Linked DNA regions of Mus musculus: region 1 is linked to region 2. The links are chromatin contacts, found by POLR2A ChIA-PET in ENCODE. All regions are on one chromosome and are shown on one strand. Each heading gives the region's core, a stretch centred on a gene start or an enhancer-like site at or near the end of the contact. The rest is flanking DNA. Distances are from core to core; before and after follow the strand shown. Region 1 holds the start of Tmem87b (transmembrane protein 87B). Region 2 holds the start of Zc3h6 (zinc finger CCCH type containing 6).

What was found. ChIA-PET counts read pairs that join two places held with the same protein, here RNA polymerase II (POLR2A).
Region 1: POLR2A ChIA-PET joins it to region 2 with 12 read pairs in embryonic stem cell. The contact joins the promoter of Tmem87b here to the promoter of Zc3h6 in region 2. POLR2A ChIA-PET finds 5 or more read pairs at or near these places in 3 of 5 experiments (Patski and embryonic stem cell).

The regions. Positions count from the first base shown.
Region 1 is chr2:128,815,264-128,820,601 of GRCm38, forward strand. Tmem87b (transmembrane protein 87B) reads left to right here and starts at 3,040. Exons shown (of 19, transcript NM_001355629.1): 1 at 3,040-3,240. The coding sequence starts at 3,076.
Region 2 is chr2:128,965,966-128,971,230 of GRCm38, forward strand. Zc3h6 (zinc finger CCCH type containing 6) reads left to right here and starts at 1,437. Exons shown (of 12, transcript NM_178404.3): 1 at 1,437-1,871. The coding sequence starts at 1,840.

The sequences.
Region 1 (5,338 bases), core at 1,790-4,289, 150 kb before region 2:
TGTGTGTGTATGTGGGGGCAGGTATAGTGATGCAGTCCTGTGGTTTTTAGCACGTAAGTGGTGGAAACAGAGGGTTGTGAGTTCAAGGATTGGGGTATATAGTGAGACCCTGTCTCAATAAAGAAGAAAGCAGCATTTTGGCGCATCAGCTGTCAAAGCAGTCACCTTGGTGTCACAGGACACAGCAGAGCTTCCACTTTGCTTGCTGACTTTAGGGTGCCCAGGACCACCAGAAAGCACCACATCAGGCATCTCCAGCCAGGGCAAGATCAAAATTAAGAACAGCCTGTGCTGGGTGTTCAGTTTGCAATACCATAAAGCTGAAAACTGTGAGTCTAACTACCATAAGCTGGGAACCATCCATGCAAACAACGCAGCTTCCTGGTGAGGTGACTTGGGGACATTGCTCACATGCTTTTCCGAAGTCTCTCCGAGATTACATGCCACTTGCCACCGCGGTGGCTGACTGGATAATTACGTTGTCTCTATTGTCCACATTCCACTCACGGTCACATTTACTCACTGTCTGGGCTGATTTGTTAAGATTGGCAAAACAAAGGAACAGAACCTGGGAGGTTTAGAGCGCAGCGTGGAGCTCCTTGCGGTTGTGGGATCAGGAAGTCCAAGATTAAGTTGTTGACACAGATTCCTCTGACTGCCTCTATTGGGGGCTTGTCGCAGCTCCTAGGGTCTACAATGTCCTCCCCAGGCTTCGAATGTGTCTGAGGCTCTTGGATAGAGATACCAATCCTTCCGGATAAGGGCCCACCCTGAAGATCTTATCTCACTCTCTTTCTCTATTCACATTTGATGAGCTGGAGATTAGAACCTTACCGCATGAATTTCAAGAACGCTAACCTATTGCCATTTATGATCCTTTCCTGATGAACTGGAGTCTTACTCCAGAGACTGCTTCTAGAAGCATCTAAATTAAAGAAATCTCTAAAATATAAGGATTAAAAAAAAGCTATAGGCTTTTTAAATTAAAAATATGTTTTAGATTTACTTATTTATGTGTATGAGTATTTGGCCTGTATGTGTTGTGGACCAGTGAGATCAGAAGAGGGCAACAGATGCCCTGGGACTGGAGCAGAGGTTGTGAGTTGCCATATGGGTACTGGGAATGGAACCCGAGTCCTCTGCAGGAGTGGCCAGTGTCTCCAGACTCTTTTATATCTACACCCCAGGATGTGACCAGTGTCCCCTGTTCCATTAGCTCTTTCTGTGGTGCTGATTGAACCAGGGTCAGGGTATATTGGGCAAATACTACATCCACCCCCTGCTGATGGCCCTTTGCTGTGTTAGGTTTGATTGATTTTACCCTGGCCCCTGGCTGAGTGTTGTGGATGGAGGAGATAACAAATACAGCCTAACTAACTCAAGGAAGCAATGCTAGTGCCACTCTTCCTTGGAAATGAAATTACCCTAGAATAAGAAGCATCTAATTAACAAAAGTAATTACTCTTTTTTTTTTTTGTGGCGGCTCGTGCCTTTATTTTATTTTATTTTTTTAAAGATTTATTTATTTATTATATGTAAGTACACTGTAGCTATCTTCAGACACTCCAGAAGAGGGCGTCAGATCTCATTATGGATGGTTGTGAGCCACCATGTGGTTGCTGGGATTTGAACTCTGGACCTTCAGAAGAGCAGTCGGGTGCTCTTAACCACTAAGCCATCTCGCCAGCCCATAATTACTCTTTTAAAATGTTAATTACATTTTACTTATGTATTGAGTGGGAAGTATTTGGGGGTTAAAGAACAACATTCCAGAGTCTGTTTCTGGGACCTTGTGGGTAGTCAGCTTTGGCAGCAAGTGCCTTTAACCTCAGGACCATCTCAATATTCCATTTGCTCTTCAATAAGGTAAACTCCCTGTTTAGTCTATTACTCGGAGATCGATACCTCTGTGAGATATTTAATGAGCCGTAAGATACAGTTCTGAATTGATTACTGGTTTAATGGTCTCTATTAAAGGTACTCCTTGTAGTGTGGAATGTTGCTAGCAGAGGAAGCTGGTGACCAGGGCGATATTAGAACTTTCTAGAGATCCATTCCTCTCGATTTTACTGTGAACTTAAATGTGCTTGAAAAATAGTTAACTATTTTAAAATAAGGAAATTAGAGGTATAAACAGTAACTCCTACTGAATCTAATCGGGACTAAAAAAACACCTTCAGGAAAGATTCAAATTCATATAAAACATCAATTTCCTAGTGCCACCTACTGGTGAGACCTGACTATTGCTCTCGAAACAATTTTTTCCCCTTAGTTGACAAGTATTTTGTTTTGCTTTTAGACAAGCTTGTGCAGCTCACGCTGGTCTCACGCTTGCTATGTGGCTATAGGCTGTCTTTGAATTCCCACGATCCTCCTACCTCCACCTCCCAAGTACTAGGATCTTCATTTCTGCAACTTGTCATTAGAGTGCCCCATTATCCTCGGGGCCCTGCTCTGCAAGCTGACCTTTCAACTGCGTTGCAGCCAGGTCTTTCCTTTCTAGTTTCCCTTAAGGCCCTGCCTCTTTTTCCTCCCCCTCCTCTCCCTGTTCTTTTCCCCGCCTCCATCTTTCTACACACAACCTTCCCCTTAAAGCAGCTTCTAGTTCCGCCCAGGTTCGGCCCTTTTAATCTTGTAGTCCCGCCTCCACACTTTGGTTCCGCCTTCCCTTCTCCCGGGAAGGCCCCGCCTCCCTACCACGCCCCGTGCCCATAGTCCCGCCCCAATTAAGGTCTTGGCCCCGCCTCCACTCCCGGCCCCACCTTCTCAGCCCCGCCTCCACCCGGCCCCACCTCCCAGGCCCCGCCCCCTCCGTGGGCGGGTTTCCCTCTGGACTCTCTTCCCTTCCCTCCACACTTCCTCGGTTCCTTCCAGGCCTGGCCCTGAAGCCCTGCTCCAGGTTTGAGCCTATTTCCTCTAACAGCGCCTATCCGCTTCAGCCCAAGACCCCCTCCGCATTCACGCCCGTGCTCTCGTTCCCCTCGTGGGCACGCCCCTTCAGGGGCGGAGCTGAGCCAGGTGCGGCCCCGGGGCGTGGCCGGGTTCCGGGAGCGCAGGTGCGGCGTCCGCGTCAAGATGGCTGCCGCCTGTCGGTCTGAGGCTGGCCTCCTTCCCAGCCTCCTCTGCCGCCGGCCCGCCGGGGCCCAGCTGCTGCGAGTTGCCCTGTGTCTCCTGTGCTGGGTCCCGGCGGCTGTGGACGCAGTCCCCGAGCTCGGGCTTTGGACGAGGACGGTCAATGACGTAAGTGCTCTGTAGGGACTGAGGCGTGGCGCTTCTTAGGCTCCAGGGCCCTGGCTGGATAGCTCCGCCTGCGGACCAGTCTGGCCTTGGGCACATTCACTAGGGCTCTCTGGGACCAGCGGTGGGTCCTCTGACGCGCTTCTTGAGCCTTTTGTCTAGAGTGGGCTCTGGGAAGGGAGCGTCCCCCTCCTCTGCCTAGGCTTCTGGGAAGAGCGGTCCCACTGTGCTTTCCTAAGACGGCTTCCCTTTCCAAATGTTGTTGCTGCTCGCGAGGCTCTCCACCCGCCTCTCACTGTCCTGACACGGTGTCTCTAGATCTTGCTTTTGTTTCTTCAGTTCAGAGCCCCAATCTCTGCATTCCCAGCGGCATCGCTGGGACCGAATACTTCGGCTAGGTTACTACTACTGGGGCCACATCCACAAGGCCACAAGGTTTGTCTAGCCTTTCTGTTAGAGCATAAATTGAGTGTGCTCTACAGTCGTGCATAAAGTCACCTCGCCTCTCTTATTTTTCTTGAGTTTCTGTATATTCCTTAGTGTTCATGACTTCTGCGCGTGTCTGTGGAACAGGGTGTTTGCTTAAGAGTGTTTAAAGGGCGAGTCTGATGGATGAAAACTTCCGTAACTGGGCAGGCCGTTAGAGAACTTGACGTCCTGTATGGTTAAGAGATGATGTGGGAAGAAGGCAGAGACCAAATTGTGCAAAGTCTTGCAAAAGAGACAGGATATCGGGAAGCGGCCTTGTCTTGAGTCCAGAGTCAGATGACTCGCCCAGATCTGCTTGGGATGTGTGGAAACAGCGTCTAAGTTCTAAAGGTGACATTTATATTTATATTCCTTCAACCAAAAGTAGTATCAGAAGGTGCACATACTTCCAAACACAAAACTGCAGAGGCTCAAGTGTAGGCTTCATTCTGTGGCCCGGCTCAGTGTATTCATTGCGTTTGAGATTCTTCTGAGTAGGTGCCCAGTATTTTTTTTTTTTTTTTTTTTTTTTTTTAGCTGTCATATGCTTTGTTCAGGCTGAGTTTATTTCCTGTGTAGCTCAGGCTGGTAGTGTCAGCAGCCTTTTTTTGCAAAAAGCAGGATGATTATTTTTTTCTTATATCAAGTTGTCAGAAATGTATCTTTTAGAACAGAGAGAATGAAACATGTCTTTGTATACTTACCACGATAGGGCCTGCCCATCTCTATGGCTGTATTTCTCATCAATAAAAAGCAATGTTTGTTGAAGCACACTTTATGGTTTCCTGCTGCTTTTTTAGTGAATGCAGTTAAGCCGGTTTCCAAACTCAAAATAAGAGCATTGTGAATCAGCTCCATGAAAACTGTTGCTTGAGCATGTACCAAAAGATCTTTGTCAAGCGTACTTCAGATAGTAAGAATCCCACTGGGAAGAATGGCAGGTTCTTTTGACAAGCAGAGAAGTGTGTTTTTTGACTGTAGTTATGCTTTGGTCAGACTGAGTTTATTTCCTGTGTAGCTCAAGCCAGCAGTGTCAGCTTTGCAAAAAGCAGGCTGATTATTTTTTTTCTTAGAATAAGTTGTCAGAATTTGTCTTTTAGAACATGGAGAATAAGACTTTCATTTATGCGGGGCAGTGGTGGCGCATGCCTTTAATCCCAGCGCTTGGGAGGCAGAGGCAGGTGGATTTCTGAGTTCGAGGCCAGCCTGGACTACAGAATGTGTTCCAGGACAGCCAGGGCTACACAGAGAAACCCTGTCTTAAAAAAAAAAAAAAAAAAAAAGACTTTCATTTATGAATTCATCAGAAGGAAAAAAAAGGTTCTTTTAGCTATAAAAATTAACAAATAGTTTGAGCATCTCCATATGCCATTTGCTAGATTGATTATTCCTCCTGCAAAGATGAATTTTAGGTACAATCCTTTCTCTCAAGGAGCTCACACAATATCAGGGGTAATATATTTATGAGTAGATACTTATATATACCATATAGCACGCTTGGGATATTATTATTCAAGTACTGATGGAGCTGGCCTGACTCTGATTTGTGGAGATGTATAGCTAGTCTGAAAAGATTAATAGGAATTTTCTTTGTAAGGAGTGGGACAGTAGCAGTGTGGGGAAATCTTGTTGT
Region 2 (5,265 bases), core at 187-2,686:
GGGTTTATAAAGTATATAAAGTTTACAAATAGAGTACACCACAGGGAATCCTTTCCTTGTGGCTTGAGTTGGCCTAGATAGCCAACAATTGGACCTTCCAAGTGTGTCAGTATGTTAATTTTGTCTGGAGGCAACATTTCAAAAGTTGTTTTTCTGAGTAAGCTAATGCCCAGAATTTATTTTGGTGTGCGTTTAAACTTCCAAACGAATTTGAAAACAGCAATACTCAAATGTGTACCAGTTCAAAGATTTTCTTTTTATTAAAAAAAAAAATCAAATTCAAATCCTAAATCATTATTTTAATGTCTAAGCAGAAAATGCAGTTGTGAAGAGCAGCTGTTACACCTCAAAAGCCTTTCACTGTTCCTAGTAAAACGATTAAATGAAGAGGCTTTACATTTTAGTTCCAAAAACTAATAATATTGCTTCTCTAGTTAAAACAGATGTGCCTTTTGAAAGTTTCCTATAATGGGCCGTGAAGATCTGTCAGGGTTCAAGTCTTGTCAATAGCTGCATTCAACTAAATAACTTTTTTTCTCTTTTCACATTTATCTAATCGCAATTGCTCTTTGAATGCACGTTATTTACACATCAAAGACAAAAGACGTCGTGTATTTAGAAATATTGGACATTTAAGCTTATCATTTTAATAAAAAAAATTAACTTTCCTTCAGAACTAAGTATACATTACTCATCATTTCAAGACTATTTCTGAAGGATATGGAAATACGTCTGAAGGCCATGGACATACGAAGAAATGAAGTCTTGTTCTTATGAAATACTCGAATGAATTCCACATCTAAACCGCTAACAGACACAAGATCATGTTTTAATTACCTCAATAGCTATTTTTAATCGTCAAGTAAGGACTGGGTGAATTTAGTATCAGAAAAAGTTGCATGGCAGGCAGTCTTCCTTACACTACGGAGACATAACAGCTACAAGTTTAAGGGCTTAAGGATGATTCCGAGTTCTTTCGGCAACAAAGAAAGCTTTTCTTTCTTTCTTTCTTTTTAACAAAGAAAACCGCCAGTCCTGGGTTCCTTTCTTTGTCGCGCAGTTAACGGTGGCGGGGTGGAGGGGGACAGTGTGATGAGTCCGGAACTCCAAAGCCTTAGACGACGAGTCTCGCAGGAACATCGAGAAATGGGCACAGAGGACCTGGTGGACACAGCAGGCCTGGCGGGGTGACCTGCCCCGCCCGATATAACTCCACGCGCCACCGAACCGCATCCCTGGCCTCACACCCATCAGATTGCTGCCTCCGCTGCCGCAGCGAGCGTATTAAAGGCCCGCCCCTGGAAGTGATTGACGGGCAGTTTCCTCCAATGGCTAGTGCGCTCGGCACCGGCGGGCTGGGAGAGGGCCGCGGCTCGCGGAGGAATTCCACTTGCCCTTTAGTCCCGGGCAAGGTGTTGCGGCCGGCGCCATTTTCTGAGCCGCCTGTTTCGGGTGCCGCCATGTTGGTGAGGAGAAATCACCGTTACGGCCACTGTCCAAATCCCCGCGTCGCTGCACGCCGCCCGCCGGCTCCCACGCCTCAGCCTCCGGCGGCGAATACAGACTAGAGCGGCAGCGCCGGCAGCGCGGGGCCGTTGCCCAGTCTTTGCAGTTAGAGCCCCATCTCTCTGGCGTTGGTTGTTAATAGACTGGAAAGTCTGTGTCTGTGTCGCTCACTAGTAACCGTGAGTTTTTACCACTTCGTCACCTGTCGGCGGCGGCCGGGGACAGGGTTGCCCGCAGGCGGCGCAGGGGTCCTCCCCGCGCCCCGCTGCCGCCGCCACCGCCGCCGCCGGCCTCCAGACCTGCCCTCCAGCCCCGCCCCGTTCTTGACCAAACATGACAGACTCTGAACATGCAGGGCACGACAGGTCGGGAACCCTTCTTGTCTGTCTTTCTGTCGGATGAGAGGAGGGGTCGGGGCGGCGGGAGCGGGCCGGGGCCGGGCGCCTCCTGCATGACTTAGACGTCTCTGTGTGGCTCCATCGGTTCCGTGACGCGCACCTTCGTCCACCGCCGCTGCCTGCCGGCCGCCGCGGGGGAGGCCGAAGCGGCCGCGCCCGCCTCCCGGAGCCGGGGTCGCCGTCGCTCTCGCCGCCCCGCCCCCGCCGGGCACGTGCGAGCCCCCCGCCCCTGGCCCGGCTCAGTCGTCGGCGCCACGCGGGCGGCGGCGCGGCTGCGGCCGCTGCCCGCCAGGCCAGTGACCGGCGTTGGCAGCCCCGTTGGAACCGGCCCCAAAAGCTCAGTAGTAGGCCTAGTGGATGTTTGCCTCCGACCCGAGTCTACCTCTGAAAATAAACATGTTTAGTTTTTTTTTTTTTTTTTTTTTTTTTTTTTTTGGAGGGGGTTGGGGAGTCTCTTTCCCTCCCATCCCCCACTCCCAGGCCATGTGTCTGCCGCAGTCCTATAACCTCCAGGAAAGTGAAATGGCAGTTTTTCATATTAAATACGTTAACACAAGTAGACTGCAGAGTTTTAGCTTTACCTGATTTCCTAGGTGCTAAATAAATATTTGACTATTTAGCTGAGATTCTCATTTTCCAGTTTTAGTTTTGTTGTGCTCTGAGAGGCACATTCTTAGCACCATTCAAAGGTTTGGTGGCATTTACAGAATATACTCTTGACATTGATAAACAAATTTTTAAAGGTGTCAGAGGAGGACTTTTATTAAAACTCCTGGTGCCAAATCTCATTCAGCTGATTCCTACTTAGAATATTGACTTGAAAGTGGACATCCTCACATTGCTTTGTGAATAGTCTCAGATACATTGTGTTCTAGTGTGGCCCATAAGACTTAAGAATTCCTGATAAATATCATATGCTTTTGATAAAGCATTACACTCACCTTCCTTCCCTAAATACAAAGGAAGCAAAACAAAACAACAACAACAAAAACCAACAAAAATCATTGAAATTTTAAATGCCAAAATATATGGCAACCTTGAAAGGGATTTAAAAAAATCCTAAGAACTTCACTAATGTAATGATAATTCTCTAGAAAGACATCAATGAAGCATGTAGCAAGGTTTAGATAGTAAAAAGTGCTCTTACATAAGTGCAGAAGCTTGCACTGGACATTTTTAATGATTTTTTAAAAAAGATGATACCTTTGTAGTTTCAGTGCTGTCAAATGGACCTAAGGACTCTTGTGTGATAGGCAAGTACTCTAACACTTGGCTACACTCATAGCCCAATATTGCCCTATTAAAAAAAGTTTAAAAGTGAAGGTCCTAGAATTAACTAATAATGTTGAGAAGTCTATTGATAAGCCAGTGACTTGATGTACTTAAAATTCATTAATATGAAAGGAAATCTCATGTTAGTGGATAGTGTAACTTGAATATGTAGAAATATGTATTTTACATAATAAAACGTGTCACCAAGTTTAGAAATCAAAATAATGCTTCTACAGAACAATGACACCATGGTTTTCTCTTACCCCCATCCCTTTTGAGAGGTGGTCTCCTTAGCCTTAGCTGGCCTAGAACTTGATATGTAGACCAGTCTGTCTTAGAACTCAAAAAGATCAGCCTGTCTATGCCTACAGAGTGCTGGATTAAAGGTGTGCACTGCCATGCCTGGCTGCTATCAGACTTTGAAAAGAGTTTGAGGTCCAGTGTGGTAATACATACCTGTAATCCAACACTCAGGCTGAGACAAGAAGGTGGCATGTTCATGGCAGCCTGCCCTACACAACAAACCCTGGGTTTTTTAGAAAGTAGAATTTGAAGTTTTAAAATACTGACTTAGAAGTTAAAATGAAACTTTAGTTTAAAGGATATAGATTAGTAGGAGGAGCAAATGATAAGTAGCAATAGTTTTGTTTTAAATTAGACCCAAAAGTATCTCAACTCAGTTTTAATTTAGCCAGTGTTAGGTGGTGTTGTGAATCATAAATATAGATATAGATGTATATATAAAACCTCTGACGTGGAAAGAACTACATCAAGAAACTGCACTATCTGTATGTGGTGAGTTATATGTATAATTCCAACACTCTGGAGGCAAAGGAGAATTGCTATTTGAGCCTAGGCTAAAGGAAAGAAGGAAGAAATCCCACAGAGCAGGGGGTCTACAGAAATGGCCCTTTCCAGGACTGTAACCAGTTAGCTTTGTGAACTTGAGTTTCTTAGTGGATAACAGAAGTGTTTAAACCTTACCAAAGCAGTGGTTTTCAGTCTGGACAGGGGTGCTTAAGGGCAGGGCAGTTCCACTGATGTGACTGGGGCCCATAAATTTTAGAAATTTCCCATGTAGTTATGAGCTGTTAGGTAAATGTTTCTCAGTCTTATCTAATCAGACCTGTTTGATACAAAATGAAGAACAGCTCATAGAAATCTGTAGGTAGGTTTGTGACTACCTGTATTTTTATAGGTTTCTAGTTGATTCTAAAGAAACTTGGGAGAAAATAATCTATGGATTCCTCAAGCAGTCCATGTTTCTACATTATAACTTTTATACTGTAATACATGTTTATACGAATTATATGTGAAAAGTATATAAAATTTTGCATAGTCTAGGTATTTTTACAAAGATTATTTTCAAGCACTTTTAAAAACTAAAATATGCATTCAGGAAAATAGTGAAATCTCATATTTATAACTGCTTTGACTTTATACAAATTAAAATAGAATGTACAAAAGGGAGAAGTTCTAAATGTAAATGAAATTCATAAAATATGTTGCTGCTTTAAAATTATTTTCTTGTACATGTTTTATATGGTGAGTGCTTTGTGTTTGTTTACTATAATATATATATGTAATATATATATGAAAAATCACCTTTTGAAACTATCTATTTGAGAGTCGGTGTTGTCAGTGCACACCTATATCCCAGCGCTCTGGACACCGAAAGGAGGAGTGCTGGAATGAGTATAAGGCCAACCTGAGCTATGTAGTAAGACCCTGTCTCCAAACAGCCAATATCTGGGGGATCCCAAAACAAACAAACACAACTATCTAGTCGGTGTGCTTTCCTTTAATATTTTTATGCCTGGAGCAAGAAGTATTTTTATAAGGTACTATAAATATAATAATACCCATAAACTTGTAGATAGGTAGAATGTTAGATTCTTGTGCGTAAGTCTGGAGCCTAGTTTCTAAACATAAATAAAGCAGAAAGAATTGAGAAAGTTAAAGGTATAATCTCCCTTTCACTCAGTTCTCTTTCATTCACTTCTCTTTTTTGTTAAAGATTTATTTTATTTATATGAGTACACTGTAGCTATCTTCAGACACAACAGAAAAGGGTATCAGATCCCATTAC